Linked DNA regions of Homo sapiens: region 1 is linked to region 2. A link is a contact called in ENCODE Hi-C or POLR2A ChIA-PET data. All regions are on one chromosome and are shown on one strand. The core of a region is the stretch at or near the end of the contact, and the rest is flanking DNA. Distances in the headings are between cores, read along the strand shown. Region 1 has its middle 81 kb from the start of PGBD5. Region 2 has its middle 33 kb from the start of PGBD5.

Region 1 (3,807 bases), core at 1,191-3,690, 50 kb after region 2:
AAAGGACAGAGAGGCAGAGCTAGAACTTTGCGATGAAGCCATAAATGAGCTTGTTTTCGTTTCAACATGTTAGTATGGCTACTTTAATTCATCTGATATCAAATGCTCAACTGAGAATGCTTTCTAACTTTAATTTTCTGAGCCTCAATTTCTTCATTAATAAACTAGGGATAAAGCATCAATCTTGAATTAGCTATGTAGTGATAATTAAATAAGAGAATGGACTCAGAAATATTTTGTAAGCTATAACTCATTATGTGGCCAGGCGCAGTGGCTCGCACCTGTAATCCCAGCACTTTGGGAGGCTGAGGCTGGGGTGATTACTTGAGTCCAGGAGTTTGAGACCAGCCTGGCTAACATGGTGAAACCCCCATCTCTACTAAAAAATAGAAAAATTAGCCAGGCGTGGTGGCATGCGCCTGTAGTCCCAGCTACTTGGGAGGCTGAGGCAAGAGAATCACTTGAATCCGGGAGGTAGAGGCTACAATGAGCTGAGATTGCACCACTGTAATCCAGCCTGGGTAACAGAGCAAGACTCCTGTTTCAAAAACAAAACAAACAAAACAAAACAAAAAACTACAACTCATTATGTAAGTACAAATAATAAGTGTTATTCTATAAAGACCTCACTACTCTTGATCTTGAGAAAAACTTGGGGTGAATAAGAGAAAAACCACCTTCATATTATGAATTAACTGGTTATTTAAAATGAATTGAACTCTTTTCTCCTCCTTCTCTTCCTCATTCTTTTTTCCCCACGATTCATCCAGAAAACTAAACTTTATAATCGTATTATCTACATTGCTTTGTATTACAGCCCAGTTGTTTTCCAGCTGTTTCACATGGATGAAATAAGACAGTACATATGAGAAGCCTCCAAACTGTAAAAGGCTGTACACATTAAGGCAGAATTTTAGTGGCCCTGTGCATTGACTCCCAGGAATTAGGAAAAAGCCATTTTAAGGGCAGTGTGGCATCACCCAGGTGTGAGAGGTTGACTTAGGACTCAAGGTCAGTGTCGATCTTTTTGGCCATGGAAATGGAGAGCAAGCCCTGAAATTGTTGGGGGCAGAGTAATCCAGCGCCTGTGCTTGGTGCTCTGAGTTTATGGGAGGGGTATTTATTCACCAGTGGCCTAACAGATTGAGTCTATAGTCCTGCTGACAACTTGAAGGTCTTCAGATGGCTGGGGACTGACCTCACCTGTGGGGCCTTTCCACTTTACCACTCTGGGTGCCAGACACTGTCTGCCAGGCCATGGAGCAGATGGTAAGGGCTGCGAGGAAACAGGATGTGGGCCTGTTACAGGGGTGAGCGTGGAGATTTTGCAGCTCACGTAGGAAGTCCAGACCTGCAAATCCAAGAGGCCAAGTGGGGAAGTAAGGAGGGTGGAGTAGTCACTTCATTCCTTCAAGACCCGAGAGGCAAAATTCTACCCAAGAATCAAAAAGGAGCTTTGACCTTTCTGCACAAGCAGAAATGATGGAATTCAATTCCAGGAAGAGATGAGTATGTGGGTGGATGGCCACTGCCACTCAGGATGGTAGTTGCAAAGTTGTAGCCAATCTGAGTTCACTGCTTCAGCAGCCCCTGCAGACGTGATGAGAAGTGTAGTGGTCAGAGACAGAAGAGATGTGGGGATGAAGCGAACCTTTGGTATTCATCTGTCATAGGCTGATCTGGGAACAGAAAGGAAGTAGCATGCAAAGGCAGTCCATGGTGCCATGATAGGTGGCACAAAGGGCTTAGGGCCACAGTTGGGGATAATGTTCAGGGAATTAATGCACCATGGGTTTTTTAATGTAGGTTTTATTATTATTATTTAGATATAGTAAGGCCAACAGATCAGGAAATATCTACTATTGAAAAGAGTTTGTCTGTCATAGATCCAAGAAGAGAGAGCATTCTGTGCTGTACAGGACCACGGGGGGAAGCACTGGGCTTGATCAGGAGGCAGAGGGATGTGAGAGCCTGTGGGCAGGAGCTTTATTGTGGTTTCTATAGGAAGGAACTGGCAGGGCAGGGCAAACAAGCTTAGGCTTGGCTGGTTTGAATAATTTCAGTGTGCTCTGGGGCATGGAGAGGCAGGTGGATAGTGGCCAGACCATGACAGCTCATAGGGGAGATGGTGGCAGTGGGGGCTCTGGATGGGTTGGTTTGCATATAGAAGGCACTGGTCCTTTACTCTCTGTAGGAATTGGTTAACCTGGGAGGAGCAGTCTCTCCAGGGTCCACAAGGTCCTAAGATGTCAAAGAATCGGAATAAAGAAAATAAAAGACATGGTTTCTACAATGAGACTGCAGAATTCTGTTTAGGGGCGGTAAGGGGAAATCCTGGAGAAAGTTGGCAGAGAGGAAACGACAGAAGGAGTGTGTCCAGAGTGAAGTCATGGCTCAGCCACACACTGTGTCAACCTCCCTTGCCACGAGGCCGGCCCCTCCCATGAGGCCTGTGCGCCCTCTCTGCCAGCCACGTTCAGCACAGCCAGCTGTGATTTATCCAGAATTGCTGTTTAGATGCAGAGTGGGTGGAGGCAGGACATTTTCATGCAGCCATTTGATTAAATGACCACTACAGAATACAAACACATTTTTTTGTTGTTGTTAGTAAGATTTCAAACTCATGCGAAGGCATATGTTGTGTGGGTTTTGTCATTTTGTGTATAAGTGAATCATCAGTGGCTTCAATAGTTTCTTAATTTTTTAAAACTAGAATCAGAATATAATTTATGGAATTTTATAGTTAGAAGTACCCTAAACCTTACATCATCCAAGCCTGTCTTTTTACATATGAAGAAGCTAAGGCTCAGAGAGATGTATAGCGCTGTTAACAGAAAAACCAAAATCTGTAAAATGTTTTATTCTGAGCCAATAAGAGTGACCACAGCCCAGTGAAAACACAATCTCAAGAAGCCTTGAGTAAGTGGTCCTGTGGTGGTCAGATTAAAGTTTGGTTTTGTACATTTTAGGGAGGCAGAAGTTACAGGCAGTCATAAATCTAAACATGGAGGTTGGCCAGGCACAGTGGCTCATGGCTGTAATCCCAGCACTTTGGTAGGCTGAGGTGGGTGGATCACCTGTGGTCAGGAGTTCAAGACCAGCCTGGCCAACATGGTGAAATCCCATCTTTAATAAAAATACAAAAATTAGCTGGGCATGGTGGCAGGCACTTGTAATCTCAGCTACTCACTCGGAAGGCCGAGACATGAGAATTGCTTGAATTCCAGAGGCGGAGGTTGCAAATGACCCCAGATCACGCAATGGCACTCCAGCCTGGGTGACAGAGACTTCATTTAAAAAAAAAAATTAGGAAAAGATACCATATTTGTAAAAGATAGATAGATCGGACCATCTGAAATTGGGAGCTGTCATTTTTTTGGTTGCCAAGGAGCCAACGCCTCTTGTTATTTGGGAGCATCCTCTGTTATGCATGCCTCAGTGGGAAGCAGAGCTCTGCTTTTGCACCATGAAAGCTGTTCTGACACCAATTCTGGGATATCAGGTGGGTGTCCAGCAATTCAGTTCAATTCTGATGCTCACCACCCAGGGTCTGTGCATACCCCACAGGTTTAAGGGATCAGTTCTCCGTAAGATTGTCCTTGTTACCAAACACCAGCAGTTCAGTCTAGGCCCTTTGCTCACTGCACAGAAAGCCAATCCCTGAGACAAGTTTTGCTGGGGAAGAAGCCTTTATTCGGGTGATGTCAGCTGCCTCCTCTGCCTCCAACTAAAATGAGGGGTTAATATAGCTGGGAAGGGAAAGAGTAAGGAAAGGAAGAGGAGTTGGTCAGCAGGAAGCAGATGGTG
Region 2 (3,823 bases), core at 6-2,505:
TCATATGACATATGAGGAGACAGAGGCTATGACATCTCCTAGCTAGAAAATAGGATTCCAGGCCTGGCGCCGTGGCTCATGCCTGTAATCCCAGGACTTTGGGAGGCCAAGGTGGGTCGAGGTCAGGAGTTCAAGACCAGCCTGGCCAAGATGGTGAAACCCTGTCTCTACAAAAAATGCAAAAATTAGCTGGGTGCGGTGGCAGGCACCTATAATCCCAGCTACTCAGCAGGCTGAGGCAGGAGAATCGCTTGAACCCAGGCAGCAGAGGTTGCAGTGAGCCGAGTTTGCACCCCTGGGCGACAGAGTGAGACTCTGTCTCAAAAAAAAAAAAAGAAAAAAGGAAAATAGGATTTATTTTATTAGAGCTACCCAAGAGAAAAGAAACACTTCTCTAACTTTATCTGGCTAATATTTAGAAAACAGATTTTTTTTTTTTTTTTTTTTGAGACGGAGTCTCACTCCGTTGCCCAGGCTGGAGTGCAGTAGCATGATCTTGGCTCACTGCAAGCTCTGCCTCCCTGGTTCAAGCGATTCTCCTGCCTCAGCCTCCTGAGTAGCTGGGATTACAGGTGCACGTCACCACACCTGGCTAATTTTTGTATTTTTAGTAGAGATGGGGTTTCATCATGTTGGTCAGGCTGGTCTCGAACTCCTGACCTTGTGATCTGCCCTCTTCGGCCTCCCAAAGTGTTGGGATTACAGGCGTGAGCCACCGTGCCCAGCCTCAGAAAACAGATGTTTTAAAAATTGAGCTATAATCGATACATAATAAGATGCAAGTGTCTTGAGTGGCCCATTTGATAAGTTTCAGCATTGTTTACACTTCTGTAACTGCTTCCCCAAAACAAGATAAAGAGCACCTCCCTAACCCCAGGAAGCTCCCCACAGCCCTGCCAGTCAATGTCCAAGCACCCTGGGTGACCACTGCTCAGGTTTCTGTCACCATCGGTTAGCTTTTGCTGTTCTTTGAAGTCACATAAAATGTAATAATATAGTATGTACATCTTTGTATCTGGCTTACTTCACACAGCATAAGCTCTTGAGATTCATACATACTGCTTTTTGTATCAGTAGTTTGTTCTTTTATTGCTGAGTGCTATTCCATTTAAGGAATATACTGGCATTATTTACCCATTCTCCTGTTGATAGACATTTGGGTTGTTCCCAGTTTTTGCTATGTGAAAGAAAAACAGAAACTATGCCAAAGGGAAAGTTGAGCTTGGGAACTGAGTCACCAATACTGTCTTCCCTTTGTTCCCAAGCAGATAGCTGTAATTTCACAACCTATGTCATACTCTCACTTCCTCTAGTCCTTCTCTTCACTTGTTTACTTTATCTTACAAAAAAACATAGATTTACTGAGCGTGGAGGATGCATAATTGACTTTTCCCTCTATTTCCTCTTTTCACATGTAAAATGTAGATTCACTGAGGTTCATCAGAGCATCACAAGAATGTAACCATCTGCCTCATGGCCTGCCTCACTCCTTTTTCTCCTTCTCTTGCTTGCTCATTCCCCTTTAAATACCGAATTTCCAAAACCTCCTTTGGGAAAAAGCGTAAGTCACAGATGCTCCTACAATTTGTACTTTTTTCCCCAGGCATTTCTTCAACTTTGGCTAAATAAACCTCTAATCAACCGAGCCCTGACTCAGTCACATTTTGGTTAACAGCTACTAGGAATGAGGATAACATGAACACTTGTACAGGACTTTTATTCGACACGTTTTCATTTCTTTTAGGTAAATACTTAGGAGTGGAATTGCTGGGTCATAGGACAGATGCTGGTTTAACTTCTTAAAGAACTCCTAACACATCTCCAGATTATTGTACTGTTTTTGTTAAATATTAAGGCTCATTCAACAAATATTTATCAGGCAGCTATCATTTCCCAGACACTGCTACAAGTGTAAGCAGTAAGAAAAACAGAACAAAAATCTCTGCTGTAGGGGACAGCTACTTGGGGAAGATTCAATAAACAAATAAGCAAGTTAAATACAGAATGTCAAGTGGTGATAAGTGCTAAGGAGAAAAATGAAGTCCAAGGAGGGGAAGAAGCATCTGGCATGTGCTTTTTGCATGATTAACATTAGCTATTATCTTTTTTTAAAAAAAAAAAAAAAGAAGAAGAAGAAGAAACTGGATCTTGCTTCTTTTGTTACCCTGAAGTCAGATCATTGGATTTCACAATGGGGAAATGGTGACCTCAGCAAGAAGAGTTTTAGAGTTTTAGTGAATCACACGACCTCTTAATTGGTTTCGAGTCATTCTTGGCAGCTGACGCAAAAAATGGGCTGTAAACGATCATAGGTGAGTGTAGAGCTTTGGAGTCAGACAGTCTGGGCTCAAATTGTGACTTGGTCACTTACAGAGTGCCGTTGGGCAAGATATTACCTGCTCTCAGTCTCAATTTTGTTATTTTCAAATAAAGATAATGATAAGAATCCTAACCTCCTAGGGTTATAAAGTCAAAGGAAGATAATGTTTGTAAATTGCTTGGCACAAAGCCTAATAAACACTCATTTAACATTAGTTGTCATTATTTTAAAAAAGAGAGACTTGGGTTTGGTTTCTTATGTGACCTAATTGAGTACTTGATCCTCATAGCCTACATTTGACACAAGATGTCTGAGTATTCTCTGAAATATATATCTCATGGTCGCACCTGGCTTTGAGTTGCTGCAAGACCCTTTTGAGATCAATCATGTTTTATTTCCTGTGAGTTCTTTCTTTCTCTCCTCTGTTCTGACCCAGATGTGGAATTCACCTCTCTTTCCTTGATTTTCACCCAAAATCTTTATTTCACACAAAGCCATTGGGCAACCGATGAGGAAGATGAAGAATGGTTCAGTGTATGTGATAGCACCCAAAAGATCTTGAAACGCTTGCAAACACCATGAAATTGGGCATTTCCCACCATAGCCCACTCCTTCTGATACCATGCCATACTGCTCAGCCATCCTGTTTTTTTCTCCCTCTTTCTCTCCTCCCCTCTATTCTCAGCATTCCCCCATGCCAAAATCTATCTTTATTTCTCCAAAGGGCAGTTTAACTGTCTCATGTGTTTTCTTGTTTTCTGAAACTTCTGGTCTCAGAGTCCAACCTCTACCACCAAGCGTCTTGTTAAGAAAGACAATTTCTTCTCCTAGATAAGTTTTCATACCAGTTGTAACTTAGTCAACAACATATGGCACATGATAGCTCTTTCATCTTGGTTGTCCTCATGTGTGAGATGAGATGCATAATTTTGGTCAGAAATTGGCATTTCCTTATTATCTGTCCGAGGTTCCAAGCTTTCTCAGAACAGGTCATGTCTCAGATCCTCAACATGGTTTTCTGACCCATTCCGAAGAGACCTGGAGGTTTGTTGGACCCTGCTTATTCCTTTCCCTTCCCTCCCTCCCCTGGACTTGCCTGGGGCCGTTCTGGGATGTGGTGCCAGGTGTGTGAATATGGGCTCCTACAGCCTGGCACACTTTGCTCTCTAGAAAGTCAATTCTATTCCTGAACTGTGTTCTTGGGCTCTCCTTCTGAATCTCAGCTTGTTTCCCACATGTTTGTTTCACTAAGGAAGCCTTTGGGGTTTTCTTTATGCCTTTTTAGCAAACTGTATTCTGTTCTTTTGCTATTTTGCATTTGGAATTATGCCATGAATTATGCAGATTAATTGTTCTTCTTTTACTTTACATCTCTGTAATTGCTAAGCTTTCTAATTTTATTTTCTTATAAAAATCCTCTTCCCTTAGCACCAAAAAAAGAGAGGAATACTTAGGTATAAATCTAACAAAATATGCACAAGACTTACAAGAGGGAAACTACAA

The links. Hi-C counts contacts between places; a loop is a spot of excess contacts on that map. ChIA-PET counts read pairs that join two places held with the same protein, here RNA polymerase II (POLR2A). Pooled maps may share reads with other maps.
Region 1: a loop to region 2 is called in a map of CD14-positive monocyte, with 2.3 times the contacts of the local background. The contact joins two enhancer-like sites. A Hi-C loop is called at or near these places in 2 of 168 maps with a recorded cell type or tissue (CD14-positive monocyte and sciatic nerve) and 1 of 50 pooled maps. POLR2A ChIA-PET finds 5 or more read pairs at or near these places in 4 of 52 experiments (A549, AG04450, H1 and 1 more).

Annotation. Positions count from the first base shown.
Region 1 is chr1:230,505,816-230,509,622 of GRCh38, forward strand. No RefSeq gene overlaps it. Among named protein-coding and RNA genes, the nearest start is that of PGBD5, 81 kb to the left of the region's middle. Within about 2 kb of position 2,441, at least 3 of the 41 ENCODE cell types and tissues checked have a DNase peak (open chromatin) inside an H3K27ac peak, as active enhancers do; they include CD14-positive monocyte, where a contact is called at or near this core.
Region 2 is chr1:230,457,421-230,461,243 of GRCh38, forward strand. No RefSeq gene overlaps it. Among named protein-coding and RNA genes, the nearest start is that of PGBD5, 33 kb to the left of the region's middle. Within about 2 kb of position 1,256, at least 2 of the 41 ENCODE cell types and tissues checked have a DNase peak (open chromatin) inside an H3K27ac peak, as active enhancers do; they include CD14-positive monocyte, where a contact is called at or near this core.